Linked DNA regions of Mus musculus: region 1 is linked to region 2. A link is a contact called in ENCODE Hi-C or POLR2A ChIA-PET data. All regions are on one chromosome and are shown on one strand. Each heading gives the region's core, a stretch centred on a gene start or an enhancer-like site at or near the end of the contact. The rest is flanking DNA. Distances are from core to core; before and after follow the strand shown. Region 1 overlaps Chst11 (carbohydrate sulfotransferase 11). Region 2 overlaps Chst11 (carbohydrate sulfotransferase 11).

The links. A loop is a pair of places that touch in the nucleus more often than their neighbours do. ChIA-PET counts read pairs that join two places held with the same protein, here RNA polymerase II (POLR2A).
Region 1: a map of left cerebral cortex shows a loop between it and region 2 (8-fold over the local background). The contact joins two enhancer-like sites. A Hi-C loop is called at or near these places in 3 of 37 maps with a recorded cell type or tissue (adrenal gland, heart and left cerebral cortex). POLR2A ChIA-PET finds 5 or more read pairs at or near these places in 2 of 5 experiments (both embryonic stem cell).

What each region holds. Positions count from the first base shown.
Region 1 is chr10:83,046,829-83,053,769 of GRCm38, reverse strand. All of the region lies in intron 1 of Chst11 (carbohydrate sulfotransferase 11), which reads right to left. Among named protein-coding and RNA genes, the nearest start is that of Chst11, 65 kb to the right of the region's middle. Within about 2 kb of position 3,989, at least 1 of the 3 ENCODE cell types and tissues checked has a DNase peak (open chromatin) inside an H3K27ac peak, as active enhancers do; it is left cerebral cortex, where a contact is called at or near this core.
Region 2 is chr10:82,998,801-83,006,035 of GRCm38, reverse strand. The region is part of intron 1 of Chst11 (carbohydrate sulfotransferase 11); the gene reads right to left. Among named protein-coding and RNA genes, the nearest start is that of Chst11, 17 kb to the right of the region's middle. Within about 2 kb of position 1,540, at least 2 of the 3 ENCODE cell types and tissues checked have a DNase peak (open chromatin) inside an H3K27ac peak, as active enhancers do; they include left cerebral cortex, where a contact is called at or near this core.

The DNA.
Region 1 (6,941 bases), core at 2,740-5,239, 45 kb before region 2:
CAAACTCAGACTGTCAGAGTTAAGGGGTACCTTTACTAACCAAGCCATCTTGCTGACCACATGTCTTCATTTTCAAGTATACAGCTGAGCAGCATTAAAGGTAATCTTGCTGTTGGACAAGCATTTGCTTTAGACCACATGAGACACCATACGCATAAAGCATCCCACCGTCCCCTGTCCAAAACACTCTCCTTTGTGTGTATGTCTGTGGATCTGGACGTGCAGCACTTTCCTGTGTTGTCTGGCTTCTTTCACTTAGCATGACATCCTCAAGGGTTACCCATGTTGCCCAAAGTGTCAGCCATTCTTTTTGGTTGTATCTGTGTCTGAAACAGGGCCCCATGTATCCCAGCCTGGCCTTTTACATTCTATGTAGCTAAAAGATGACTCTGAACTGATCCTCTTGCCTCTACTGCTGAATCCTGGGATTACAGATATCCACACTAGTTTTATGGGGTGCTGGGGATGGCACTCGGAGCTTGTCACGTGAGTAAATGCTGCTTCAATATGGGTGTATGTAAATCACCTCCAGGTCCCCTTGAAACTCAAGTTACAGATGGTAGTGAGCTGCCATGTGGATGCTCAAACCCAGGTCTTCTGGAAGAGCAGCCAATGCCCATAACTCCTAGATCAACTCTCCAGCCCACGTCACGTGTTCTTAATGTCAGCATTTTCCATGGACAGCACCGGTATTTAGCAGCACCCTAGACTTTTCTCAAGGAAACATGAAGTTAGCTGTCAATCTCAACTTGGTCCTAGACACCTAAAATGTTGAAAAAAAAAATGGTCTTGAAAGTTGGTAGATCATAATTGAGTGGCATCACCCAAACAAAGACCACTCAGCATCTCCCAGCAGCTGTCTGATGGTGCACCCCTAGGGCATGCTTCTCCCTTCAGACCAACTGCCCACAAGTAGCAGGATGCTCAGGGTCCCTCTCTCTGCTACCTTCCCAGTTCCCCCGTGAGATGAGTGAAGAGGACGGATGTGGTGCCAGAATTCAGATCACTGCATCCTGCACAGACTATCTAGGGCCTGCGTGAATACAGCAAGAGGTGATGGCTAAAAGTCCATTTGAATTTTTAAAAATTAGAGAATGTTGTATGCACATCGGGTAAGGAGGATAGGAGACTACGGTAGAACGCCACTGTTGCCAAGGAAACCACTCAGATTATAGGACAATCGGAACACAATCCAGATGGTTATTGGTGGTGGTTTCTTCTTCTTCCTCCTCCTCTTCTTCTTCTCCTTCCTCCTTCTCCTCCTCTCCTTCCTCTTCTTCCTCCTTCCCCTTCTTCCTCTTCCTCTTCTTCATCCTCCTCCTTCTTGTATTGAGAGTGAAACTGAGGGCCTTGTACATACTATACAAAGGCCTTACCATTGAACCAAATGCCCAGGCCCATAGCAACTCAAGGAGAGGGTCTTGTAGCCTCTTAGAAGCACACACACACACACACACACACACACACACACACACACACAGAGAGAGAGAGAGAGAGAGAGAGAGAGAGAGAGAGAGAGGGATGTTGTCAAGACAGACGGATACATGATGTTGACACAGTTGCATGTGGGTCACCTCAAGAATTTCATATCTCCAGGGCAAAGTCAAAGACGGCCTGTTTATCAGCACAGAAGGACAGCAGGAGCAAGGCCATCCAACACACGCTTGTTAAAATTGTGTGCCTGCAAGCATGCATACTCTGCATGTGTCTTTAAAGGGCCTCTGAATCCTGTCTCTGGGCCTAGAGAATTTTCCTATTTTGAAAATATTCTCTGGCATAAAAGTCTAAGTGTCACATGCATCTGGATATTTCAGGAAATCTGGGCTAAAAGTTATCTACAAGTTCTGGCCTTTTGCTTTTGTGATTTAAACATTTCAGAGTCTATTGAAAAACAGCATTTTTTTTCTGACCTGACTTCAATATTAACTCAGGAAGTCATATCTTAGATAGAAAGCTCATTTCCCAATAGACTCCTTCATAGGAAAACACACAGAGGCACACTCATAAGAGCACTTGCACACACACATACTCACGTGCACACAGTGTTCTCAGGAGAAGACATGTGTGAACCACATCAGGGCATCTTCTCACTCTTTGGCTCACCAAAGCCATCTGAAGCCTCCATTTCTCATGAGCTTTGTAATTAGAGCGGTTGGCGCTGAGCTATTCCCGGATCTATTAACACTGTGGTTTTTTACCACTGGCAACTGTTCGCTGTGGTCTTTGATACATGGTCAATTGATTTGATTTTGCTGAGGCATAAATGTGAGTGAAACTCAACCCAGGCTGAGGGATAACAAGGACAGAAAAGTGAGACCCGAAGCCTGGGGTCTCCAACTCATATGCACGCACACCCTCACTTACATACATTCTCTCTGCAAACAAAACAAAACACCCCCAAAAAAACAAACAAACAAACAAAACAAAACAAAACCTACAGCTCTCCCCTAATGCCACTACTAGTGCTAGTACAAGTGAGGCTGTAGAGTCTGAGGCTAGCCTGGGCTACAGGGTGCGCTGCAGGCTACAGAGTGAGAGCCTGTCAAAAGAAAAAGAAACAAAATCTTGAAAGCATAAGCTAACCCAACTGTAGACTTTATTGACTGACTTCATTCATGATCTTCAGTCTCGGATTTAAATAACTGCTAAAAGCCCTGACGAGATACCTAGAGCCTCTGAGCTGATGCCCTACTGTGTGCTATGCCATCATGGTGGATAGTCTCAGGGAGTGACACCACCCTGCTTGCCTTTGCCTTCTGCCTCTGCCACTACAAGAAACTTCATCTTTGAGTGGAGTGCCCTATAACCCATCGGATGGTACAGACACCTTCCCATAAGGAGGCAAGCTCTCTTTTAACAGCATGGTCTTACCATCCCCATCTTGCTGTGTGTAGTTGATTATCCACACCGCCTGGCTTTTATCATGGCTGTTGCACTTGGAATCACTAAACACCACGTTGGTGCTGGTGCGGTCCACACCTCACCTCACTGAAGTTTCCCCGGAGGAGGGGCGCTAGCATTGATAACCTTGCTTTGCAGATGCAAAAGAGAGTGATGTAACTTGCCCGGGTTCACATAGCAGACAGGCGCAGAGCCAGACATACATGCACAGCCACGGTGCTCCCAAGCTGGGACTCTCATACAGGGACAGACAGCCTGACAAATGGGACATCAGAGACTCAAGAAACACACAGATAACTTCTTGCTTGCAAAACTCCGCTGCCCAGAAACAGACAAGACAGCTAAGCTGGTGAAGAGACCAGTGAACTGAGGGCAAACTCCAGAGCCCATAGAAAATCAGGAGAGAGCTAACTCCACAAGTTAACCTCCTACCTCCACACATATGTGAACCTGCATACCACACATCATATGCACATATGTACACACAATCATAAATTTAAAAAATTTAAATTTTCTAATAATAAAAAAGTCCCAACAGCTCAGCTCTGCAATCTCCTTCGAGTTGTCCTCTGACCTCCACACAGGCTCTATCCCTGACCCCCGAGAAAGTAATAAATGTTAACAAATTTAAAATTCTGTTGCATAAGCAACACTGGAGGGCTCACTGAGGCTTAAGTCTATCTCCAGTCTCTAATGAGGTCACAGAATATTCTAAAAGGTGGCAGAGCTGCTACAAACCTAAGTCATGGGACCTGAGAGCTCACCTTGGTGACTACTCTCCAGGGAATGGACAGCCACACATAGGCATCTCAGAGCAGACCTGGTTGGCAGTAGGAAAACCTCCTGCCTCTTTGCACCAAGAGCTCCCAGTGCAGCGGGACTGGTTGTCTTACTTCTTCTGCAACTTATACCTCCATCCTGGTCCCAAGTTAATGGACAATGAAGCCTGTTACCTGGGTTCTTTTTCTATTTCATTCCAAGGTGAAACACTGTGGAAACTATTAGCCAGCATTTGCTTGGCGGCCAGGTTTTGCTCCTCACACACGTGTGTGCAACTCAGAGTGCATGTGAATGGTAGTGGGCGTGCACAAACCTGACACTGAAGGGATCTTCTGTAGGTTCCTAGAACACTCTCCCATGAAGCTAACATTCTTAGGACTGCTGGGCACAATCTGAGCTCGGGACACAAGCTGAGATAAGGATGCTACTGCCACATAGCCACATACAGAGAGGGCTGTGGAAGAACACAGGTCTACCAGACAGGAGGGCTTACAAAGGACCGTCAATCAGCAGGAGGGGTGGGACTTAAACATCACCATAACAACCATCACATACTGGCTGGCTGGCTGGCTCTAGAAAGAGGATTTTTATAAATGATCTTAAAATCCTGTGGAGGCTGTTGTCGGTCTCTGCACTTTGCAGAGGAGGGAAGCAAGGCCGAGGAGTGAGAAGATGTGAGGAACAGCGCCGAGTGCAGCCCTGTCACGATCTGAAGAATGAGAGCCACATCCACAGGCGGCTGTGGGTGAACTGGAGGAGTCGTGACGTGACGTGGGTGCTCTCCAGCAGGGGAGGGATTCTTACAGCATCTTACAGCTGTGAGGCTGCTCTGACTGGTCCCTTGAGCCACACAATGAATGGGTCGGAAGTCTTTCCAGAGTGAACACTGGGCTGAGAAGCTGGCTTGCTGGGTTTATGAACGCAAACACTAAACTTATACTAAACCTTCTCCCAAAGTGTGAGAAGATTTTCGGGCTCCCAAGCATCAACACTAAACCTTTTTTTATTGCTTAACATCTACCCATTGTGTGTGTGTGTGTATGTGTGTGTGCACGCGTGTGTGCGCGTGTGTGTGCATGTGTGTGTGCACGTGTGTGTGTGCACGTGTCTGTGTGTGCATGTGTGTGTGCGCGTGTATGCGCGCGTGTGTGTGTGTATGTGTGTGTGTACGTGTGTGTGTGTGTGCACGTGTGTGTGTGTGTGTGCACGTGTGTGTGTGTGTGCACTTGTGTGTGTGGGTGCGCTAGTGTGTGTGCGCGCGCGTGTGTGCACGTGTGTGCACGTGTGTGCATGTGTGTGTGCACGTGTGTGTGCGCGTGTGTGCACACGTGTGTGTGCGCGCGTGTGTGTGCGCGTGTGTGTGTGCGTGTCTTCCACCATGTGAGTCCTGTAAACTGAGCTCAGATCACCAGGCTCGGCAGCAAGTGCCTTTACCCACTGAGCCTTTCGGAAGCTTTGCCATTGAGACCTATCTCCTCCCGCGCATCTCTGCCAGGCATCGAGATATCCGGCCTTGCTGACTGCATTTAGCATAGGAGAAATAAATTGAATTGATAAGCTTTATCGCGTTACAGCCTCTCTTCCACTTTTCAGGTTCATTTCCTCCATAACTCAGCTGACCTGCTGCCATGGGGTTGACCTACCAAATGTCATAAAGGAAAACTAATGTAATATAATAAAAAGCACTGTCCTTCACAATCCCTCTGTGTGCTTGACTCCAGAATGCGCCTGCTTGTTATTAACATGGAATCCAAAGCTATGGCCTCTTACATATGCCCATGGATACATACGTGTATGAGTTGAATTCTCATTAACGCCATCAATGAGTGCAGGATACCGTTCGGGAAATAATAGACTGGTTTATAGCTCTGAGGTTTTCTCTGGTTCACAGAATGTCATCACAAACACAGAAAGCCCTGTGCTTTCCGACCCCGCCAGCCCTCCTGTCTGCCTGCCACACACATCTAGATTTAACGCCAGTAGACACCTAGCAGCCCTGCCCATGAGAGTGGAGCCTGCAGTCCAGATGGGGTTTATGTTCCTGAGGCTCACACCCTTCCACGATGCTTGTGGGATGCAGCTCAAAGGAGTCGGTCTGAGACATAGCTCAGATGTCTGAGGATCCCTGGACCTTATTGGGTGTGCAAATTACAAATCCGGGAGGACCCACTGCACGGTGAACTATGAAGCTAGCCCCAGACTCATCTCACAGTTTTAGTCTGCTAGAGGGGAAGTGGGTGGCATCAATACATCATTCATACCAGAAGTATATGGGGCTAACCTGGGATAACATGAACCTCATCCCTTCCTTCCTAGGGGGAAACATGAGGGGATGTGACTGTCCACTCATTCAATGGAGTCACACACACACACACCCCCTACACCAGCTGGATGAGCCTGTGTGACAGGATCAGGTAGAAGAGTCACTCACTCAACAGAACAACTGTGTAGGAACTGTAGACAGTAAATGTCTCAGCAACATGGAGAAGGAGTCTTAGAAACATGTTCTTGCTTTTAGGGGACACCAAAGCTGATCGAGAGCCTAGCTAGGAAACCAGAGTCTGCTTCAAGGTCAGTTTCTTCTTTAGGACTCTCATAATGTCACCAAAGAGCACCAACCTAAGAGGGTGCGTCCTGGGTGTGCCTTCTCCCACCTCCCCCTCCCCCCCTCATAAAAGCAACCTTCTAAGCCGAGAAACTGAATTCAGGGCAGAAATGTTTTAATTCTTTAGTTTGCCAGATAGGTCTGTTTACCTCACAACTCTATTATTTTACTAATATTAAGTGAAAAAACAAAAACAAAACAATTGCTTCTAAATAAAACCAAACCATTGCCCCAGAGAGGGGGTGAAAAAAAAAATCACACTTCAGTTCTTTTCTTTTTCTGCTCAAAAATCACCTCCTAACCCAGGCCTTTCTTCCCGTGGAGAATTTCATCCTTTTGGAAGGATCTGGAAGTCAGGGGGAAGCTATGCTTTTATTCTGAATGAATGTCTGCTACCTGCAGGCCTGAAGACTGGTCCAAAGGAGACTTCCCTAAGTAGCTCCTGAGCCTGCAGTGATGCGGAAGATGTCTTAGAATCCCTTCTTCTTGTTGCCAATGACCACTGGTGATGGGCCTCTGTGTTCCATTTTCCTAATAAAGAACAGCAACCCCAGGGTTAACACTCAGGTTAGGGCAGTGTGACTTGAAGGAAGATGCATCTAGAAGGATCCTTGTAATACCAGGAGCTTTGTGTGTCATTTATTCCTCTAACTAA
Region 2 (7,235 bases), core at 291-2,790:
TGCTCTTCAAGGCTTAGCTGGGGTTGGAAACAGGCTCTGCCCTGCCCATTAGGTGTGAAGAACCAAACCATGCGGCTGGGGAGACAGAAGTCAATAAAGAGCTTGCCAAGCCAGCATAAAGACCTGAGCTGCATCCCCCACCCAGAACCCATGTTTAAAAACATAAACACTCATACAAGCGGTATAGTGCAGTGTGCCTACCACCCGGGCACGGAGAAGGCAGAGCCAGGAGGATCCTTGGGGCTCACTGGCCAGCCTGTCAGGTGGATGTGCCGTGACTGAGCAAGACAGCTGATATCAGCCCCTGCCCTCCACATGCAAACACATGTGTGCATAGACATGGATGTGCCCCCACTCACCAAAGAACCTGATCATACGGTGGGTATCACACCTCGTGCCTCTAGTACCAGCACTCAGAAGGCAGGGGCGGGAGGATTGCTACAAGTTCGAGGCCAGCTGGACTGGAGTGTGAGATCCTGTCTCAAAGTAAATAAGTAAGTAAGTAAATAAATAAATAAATATCAAACCATGTGTCAACATGCGCACATGCACACATTTACACAGATGCGCACACATGCCCGCACCAAAGGGCTACTGCCTCCCGAAGCTCTGGAAAGTGGCTGCTACTGCTCCTGGCCATACGTAAAATCATATGTAGCGCAGGGCTGAACCCCACTGGCTTTCCTGGGGGGGGGGGTCCTGAGGACTCTGATAATTTCTGTCAGAGGAGCCAAGCCTGTGCTCCCCCCACATGTTTAACTGCTAGCTGAGCCCAGTCCCTGGGCCAGACTCACAGATAACCAAAGTCAACCGACCACATCCTCTGCAACAGGAAACCTAATAACTGGCTATTTTGGCCCCATTCTCATTTCCTCTCAGTCGCTTCTACCACAGCTGCTGGACAGTCAGTGTCACAGCAGAGAAGATCCAGGAGAGCTGGAGGGAGCACCTCAGAGCTGGGGACATTAAAGGGCCTAGAGGACCTGTGGGTCCTTGAAGGGTATCTGTATGGGTGGGCAGAGACTGTGGGCAAGAGGGGTGACCTTGTGGTGAGGTCCTGGAGTGGCGTGCATGAGTGTTGCTTTAACACCCAGGAGTGAAGTCCTCTCACAATTTCAAAGGAGTAACTTGAAAGTCAAAATGTATCAAATGTTTATCCTGTCTGTTTTTAAAGTTTGTTTTGTAATTGTTCAAGAGGCTGATTAGGTTACAATACGTTAAGCCTTGCCTTGTAGGCATAGCTACAGAGCACACACAGGGAAAGCCCTATCGCATCTGGGGGGGGGGGGGTTGGATTTTGTTTTGTTTCTCTCTTCTCCTCTCCTCCTACCTCCCACCCACACTTCCCTTTTAGAAGGTCTGTTCCCCTGATCTGACTTCATCATCAACACAGGGCTTCTGGGAAAGGATCCAAGGCCAGGGCACTGATAACCATCTCTCTTCTAAGAGTGACACATGCCTTGTAGAGGCGCCTGGCCCTCATCAGAAGCAGCCCCCACACCCGGGCTTCTTCCATCAACAGCTGAGAACCACGGGTACATCATCATCTTGGTCGGCTGAGACAACATCTCACCCGCCAACCGCCTGCCAACCGGAGGCGTGCTCCTTGTCTCACTTGGTAGGCTGCTAACAAGATGCCTTGCCTTGGGTGGCTTGCAAAAAACCTGACATTCACTGCTCGGCTCTGGAGGCTGGGAAGTCCAAGATGGAATCACGGAAGATACAGGACTCAGTGGAGGCACCCGGGGTCTCACGATGTCCTCTTGAGAGGCAATCGTCAGTCATGGGACTGCCCTGTACAGAGGCTCTAAGTGCACATCATCAGTTGTCTACGTCCCAACATCCAACCTCCTAATGCTGTCTGCTTGGGGACAGGCTTCAGGTATGAACCCTGGGAGGATAGCACTCCCTGACAGACACCCCCTGCTCTCCCCCCCATTACAGGAAGTGCTCCTCACAGACACTAACCGTACACAGAACAGCGTTCTCAACAGGGCACCTGTAGCCACAGTACAGTATGCTTCCATCACTCATAAGCTGGGTTACCTGCCATTAACTGAGTCTACGTAAAGATAAGGATGAGGACAGAACACTTCAGCAGCTACTGGGAAGACTAACTTAGAACAGATGAAAGGGTGATGGGTAAGCCAGCACATCCATCTCAGCCCTGAGGACAATCTACAACTAGAGAAGTGGCCGTGTCACCAAAGCTTGTCACCAACACCCGAGCTTCCCTTTCCTTCAAAGCCTGTGGGAAAAGTGCTCCCTGGTGACAACTGTCTCCTCAACTGTCTGATAAACCCTCCTGGGCTCCGTCATTCAAACACATGTCAACAACATTTACTACAAGCCTGTGGCCGGCCGGCAGCAGAAGAGCCAGTCTGGACCCTCCTGAGACCTGTTATCTTGTGTGGACGGACCTGGACACTAGCCGGATCATCCTAGCTAGGACACAGTCACACGCTCTGATGGGAATATGAATGTACACAGCATTCTAAAAAACAACTGGATCCTTCTACCAGGAGCCTTGGGATGTTTACAGTGTCTCGGAGTCTGAATACATCTTTCAAAGAAGTCTTTAGAGCCAGGCGGTGGTGACTCTAAGTCCCCTTTGATCCAGCACCTTCTAGGCAGAGGCAGATGGATCTCTGCAAGTTCAAGGCCTATGGAGTGACTTCCTGGACCACCAGAAGTACACAGAGAAGCCCTGTCTTGAAAAAACAAAACAAACACAAAACCCATACACATAAAACAAAAGACAGAAAAACAACTTGTTTTCAGAACTGTCCAACGAGAAAGCAGAATTCCATTAAAATGCATCCACGTGACAGGATAGTCTATTTTCCAAGAGAACTGAGTTTCAGTGCTTAGTGGTAAAACCAAGACATACCATAATACTGGGTTCAATTCTCAGCACCCGTATGGCAGCTTACAACTGTCTGTAACTCCAAGATCTTGACACCTTCACGCAGATATACATGCAGGCAAAACACCAAGGTGATTAAAATTTAAAAAATTATTTTTAAATGACATTTTTAGAAGTGAATTCTCTTTCAAAAGTCTCTTTTATACATTTGAGTTCATTTCATAATCAGAAATCTGAGCATGTGCTCACACACACATGCACATACATGTGCACACACACACACACACACACACACGCATGCACACACCACACACTTGAATGTGCCCACACATACCAAATGCTTTATTGAGGCGCTGTCGAGTAGACAAGAGGGTTGGCGGTAGACAAGGAGCCTACCAAGGGTGGTGCTACCAATCCATCAGATCAATTTTACTCCAAGCCCATGGACTCCATTAAGACAAGAGGTCTTCTATGCATTGTTCTTGATGCTTACTTTGCATTCAAGAGGTCCCTGGCACAGTATAAATCATTCAATAAAATCCTGTTAGCGGAAGGAGGGAGTCCACTCAAGCCTTCCTTCCTCTGAGGTGTTCTCTGACCTGTCCTAAAATAATAACTCCTTCTTCTCATTCCTTAACCTTATCATGGAGGACTGCTGCTACCAATCTCAGGTCTGTAGTCACTCGCTAATTGCAGGCTCTCTGCATGCAGGGACCAACTCTCATTGCGACAGGTCTCTCCTGCCTGATAAATGTCTGGTGGAGAAACACTTGCATGCTGGCTGGGTGGGGTGGGCTGGTGTCAGTCTTTCGGTACGACATGAACGGCAAGTATTTGCTGTGATTATGACTGGGTCGCATAGAGACGGGTGTGTATGCTGAGAAGTGCTAACAAAGTGAGACCTGCTTCGGGAAGAAGGCAGGGAGAGTCTACCTATCTCGAATCTACCTACATTGATTGTAGGAAACAGTGCTTTTAGCTAAACCTGCATTCTTATGAAAAAGAAAAACTGGTTTTTTTTTTTCTTTAGAACTCCAGAACATAAAAACAAAACAAAACAAAACAAAACAAAACAAGGAGCTGCTGTGGTGAGAGACTGCAGGAGCCTCTCTTCCTCCCCCTCTGGCCTTCAGCTATGAGCTCCAAAATGCTTTGTTGTGTCTATCAGTTAATACCAGTGCGGGATCGCTCATAAGAAGGCAGCAGTTGGGCCAGAACCCAGGTTCCCTGAATACCCTACCCTACTGCCCTTTCTGCCTAACTGCCCTGCCTTCCTGCCAGGTTTTATAGATGAGGCAACACTCTGTGTATTGGGCACAACTCCTCATTCACTCCTTGACCTTCCAATGAATGGCAACACCCTTCACGTCTTGTGCAGGAAGGCCCTTCCGATGGGCCCATATTTATTTTTAAAAATTCAATGTGGTTTCTATAGTCACAGGAAACAAAATTTCCTCCAAAGTATGACAGGGGAGAGCCTACTTGCCCTCTGAGTGAAGTGGACAGAGAGGATCCCGCTAAAAGCTTGCTTGCTGCCCCTTGCTGACTCTTCTTGCAATGCTGAGGATCAAACCCAAAGCCCTGTGCATGCTGGGAAAGCATCCTAGCCCAAAGCTCCATCCCTGGCCCCTCAGCTAGGATTTTAAGCCCACAAGCTGTCTTTAGGAGGGTGCCTCACACTCATTGAACAAAAGCTGTTTTGTTCCAAGTGACTACAAGATTACCTGCTCGGTTTCTGGTTTCAAATCTGCACTTCCGATTGCAAACAACAAAATTACACTTAGAGCTCTTCACCAGATAGAATCTCAGCTCTTAAAGAACTTCGAAATCTATTTCTTACATCTTTAAAATAACCTCCGGTCCCATACTTCCAAATGTAAGTATTCCCTTAATGAAACCTTCCAGATTTCAAAGCCCCAAGTTCAAGTATAAACTCAAAGCCCTGTTTCTGTCTGTCCACAAACAAGTCCCCTTCTAAACCTGGTGCCCACCAGTGATGATGTTGTATTACTTTAAAAAAAAAATATATATATATATATATATTTAGTATACATGAGTACACCGCTGCTGTCTTCAGACACACCAGAGGAGGGCATCAGAACCCACTACAGATGGTTGTGAGCCACCATGTGGTTGCTGGGAATTGTACGCAGGACCTCTGGAAGAGCAGCCAGTGCTCTTAACTGCTGAGCCATCCCTCCAGCCCATGTTGTATTACTTTTTAAAAAGTAAGTCTCTGGGGATCCAGGGAGATGACTCAGTTGGTTAAGAATTTAACAAGCAAACCTGAAGACCTCAGTTTGATCCCTAGAGCCCCCCCCACACACACACACACACAAGTTGGGTGTGGTGTGCTTATAATCTCAGCACTGGGGAGGCAGAGACAGGTGGACCCCCAGGGGTCACTACCTAACCTACTCAATGAGCTCCATTAGTTAGAGACCCTCTTTTTAAAATACAGTGGGTGGTACCTGAGGAACAACCACTGCTAACCACGGGTCTCCATGTGAGTGTGCACACATACCAGCACATACAAGAACACACACACACATATCAGAAAAGAATCCTTAGGGATGCTTCCTTCTGTGGTGGTGAGGTGGCTATGTCAAAGAGGAAGCTGAGAAGGAAGACACAGAGGGCAGTACTCTACAGCGGGGGTAGGAAGACCAGACCCTCCGTGCATGGGCACCTCAAATGAGGGAGGAGGCCTTTGCCCCAATTCTGTACCATGCCTACCCGGGCAGCCCATAGCTGCAACCTGAGCCTAGATATACTGAGAGCTGGGCACAGTGCACAGTTCTCTAGGGATGAGGCACACTCCCCCTCCCTCCTGCCACTCCTCCAGAGGCCCTCTGAGAGTGAACCTGGGGCACCATTAGCAACTGAGAGAGTGAAACTTAACCTCCCAGGCCTATAATTTTTGCAAACAGTGAGTTTTGAATCCAGCCAAAGAGAGCTTTTAAGCTACTTCTTACTTTGAACGTTCGTGAATAACCTTCCCTCCCACCAAATGATAACAGAAACGATTCCAAAAATGGCCCCAAGATCACTTTGAGAAAGTAGGCCTTTAAATTCTGGCTTTGTGCTAAAACAAGAGAGTTTAAATTAAGCTTAAATTTCATCTTCTGGAAAACAAAACCCTAAACCTTCTATAGCTTCCTAGTCTCAAGAACAGAATTTAAACTTGAGAACAAGAGATAATGAGGTGACAGCCAGCACTCCTGTCCATACTCCAGCCTCCGAGGCCCAGTGACGCAACTGCTTCTCTCTCAGTCTCTGAGCCTGGAAATTCTTCCCTTGTTGATTGATGCTACAATCAAAATCAACCACACTATTCTCTCGCTCTCTCCGTTGGTTCTCCATAACCCCATCGTGTCTGGCCCCCTAAACCAGTCCATCGTGCATATTTCTGTCCATCTCGGTACAACACATCTTCCTGGGGCCAGGCTTTGTGCTGGGGCATCATAAAGGAAACATAAGTCTCTCCAAGGGTGCCCTGTCTTGCTGCCTCTTCTAGAGATGGGTTGGAACGGTGCAGTTTGCTAGGATCCCTGAACAAGGCAAGCCCCGGGAGTTCACCAATGAACTACCTAGAAGCTTGCACTAAGTAGAGTTAGTTCACCAATGAACTAACTAGGTACCTTTCAGGCTCAAGTGGCTTAGGCACACACATATAGTTCTCCAGCCAGCTTCTCTTACTCAATACCTCCCCAAGGATGGAGCTCAAACCCAAGAGAGAACATCAATTCACAAAAGGGGTGGGGGGAACACCAGGAACATTTCCCCCATCTTTTCAGCTACTCTAACAGGGTCCAGCAGCCACTACTCACAGAGGTGACTGAGCACTGGAAAGGGGCTACACTGAACAGACAGACAAGTGCCAAGGACACACTGGAATTCTGAAGACAGTGATAACAAATAGAAAAGATTATAACTCCTTTTTCTTTTTGTGCGACAGGATCTCACGTAGCCCAAGCTGACCTAGAATTCATTATGTAGTCAAATGGCTTAGTTACTTGTCGTTGTCATAAAGCATTTAAAGCTATATAAAGCATTTAATTTGGGGGCTTATGATTCCCGGGGTTTTGAGGCTACGACCATCATGGTAGGGAGAATGGCATGATGTAGGCAGTGGTTCTAATGCTAAGGTCCTGTTCTCCAATTGGTTCTTGATTGATCAATAAAGATGCCAGGGGTCAATTACTGGGCAGAAGGAAAAAGACGGGACTTCTGGTCCCCACAGGCAGGCTAAGAGACACAGGAGCAGGAGAGAGATTTTCACCATGCTTTGGAGGGAAAAAGTGACCAGCCATGTGAGACCTTGGGCTGAGCAGTCATAGGTCGCTTCCCCGGGTGGGAGATTAGAAAC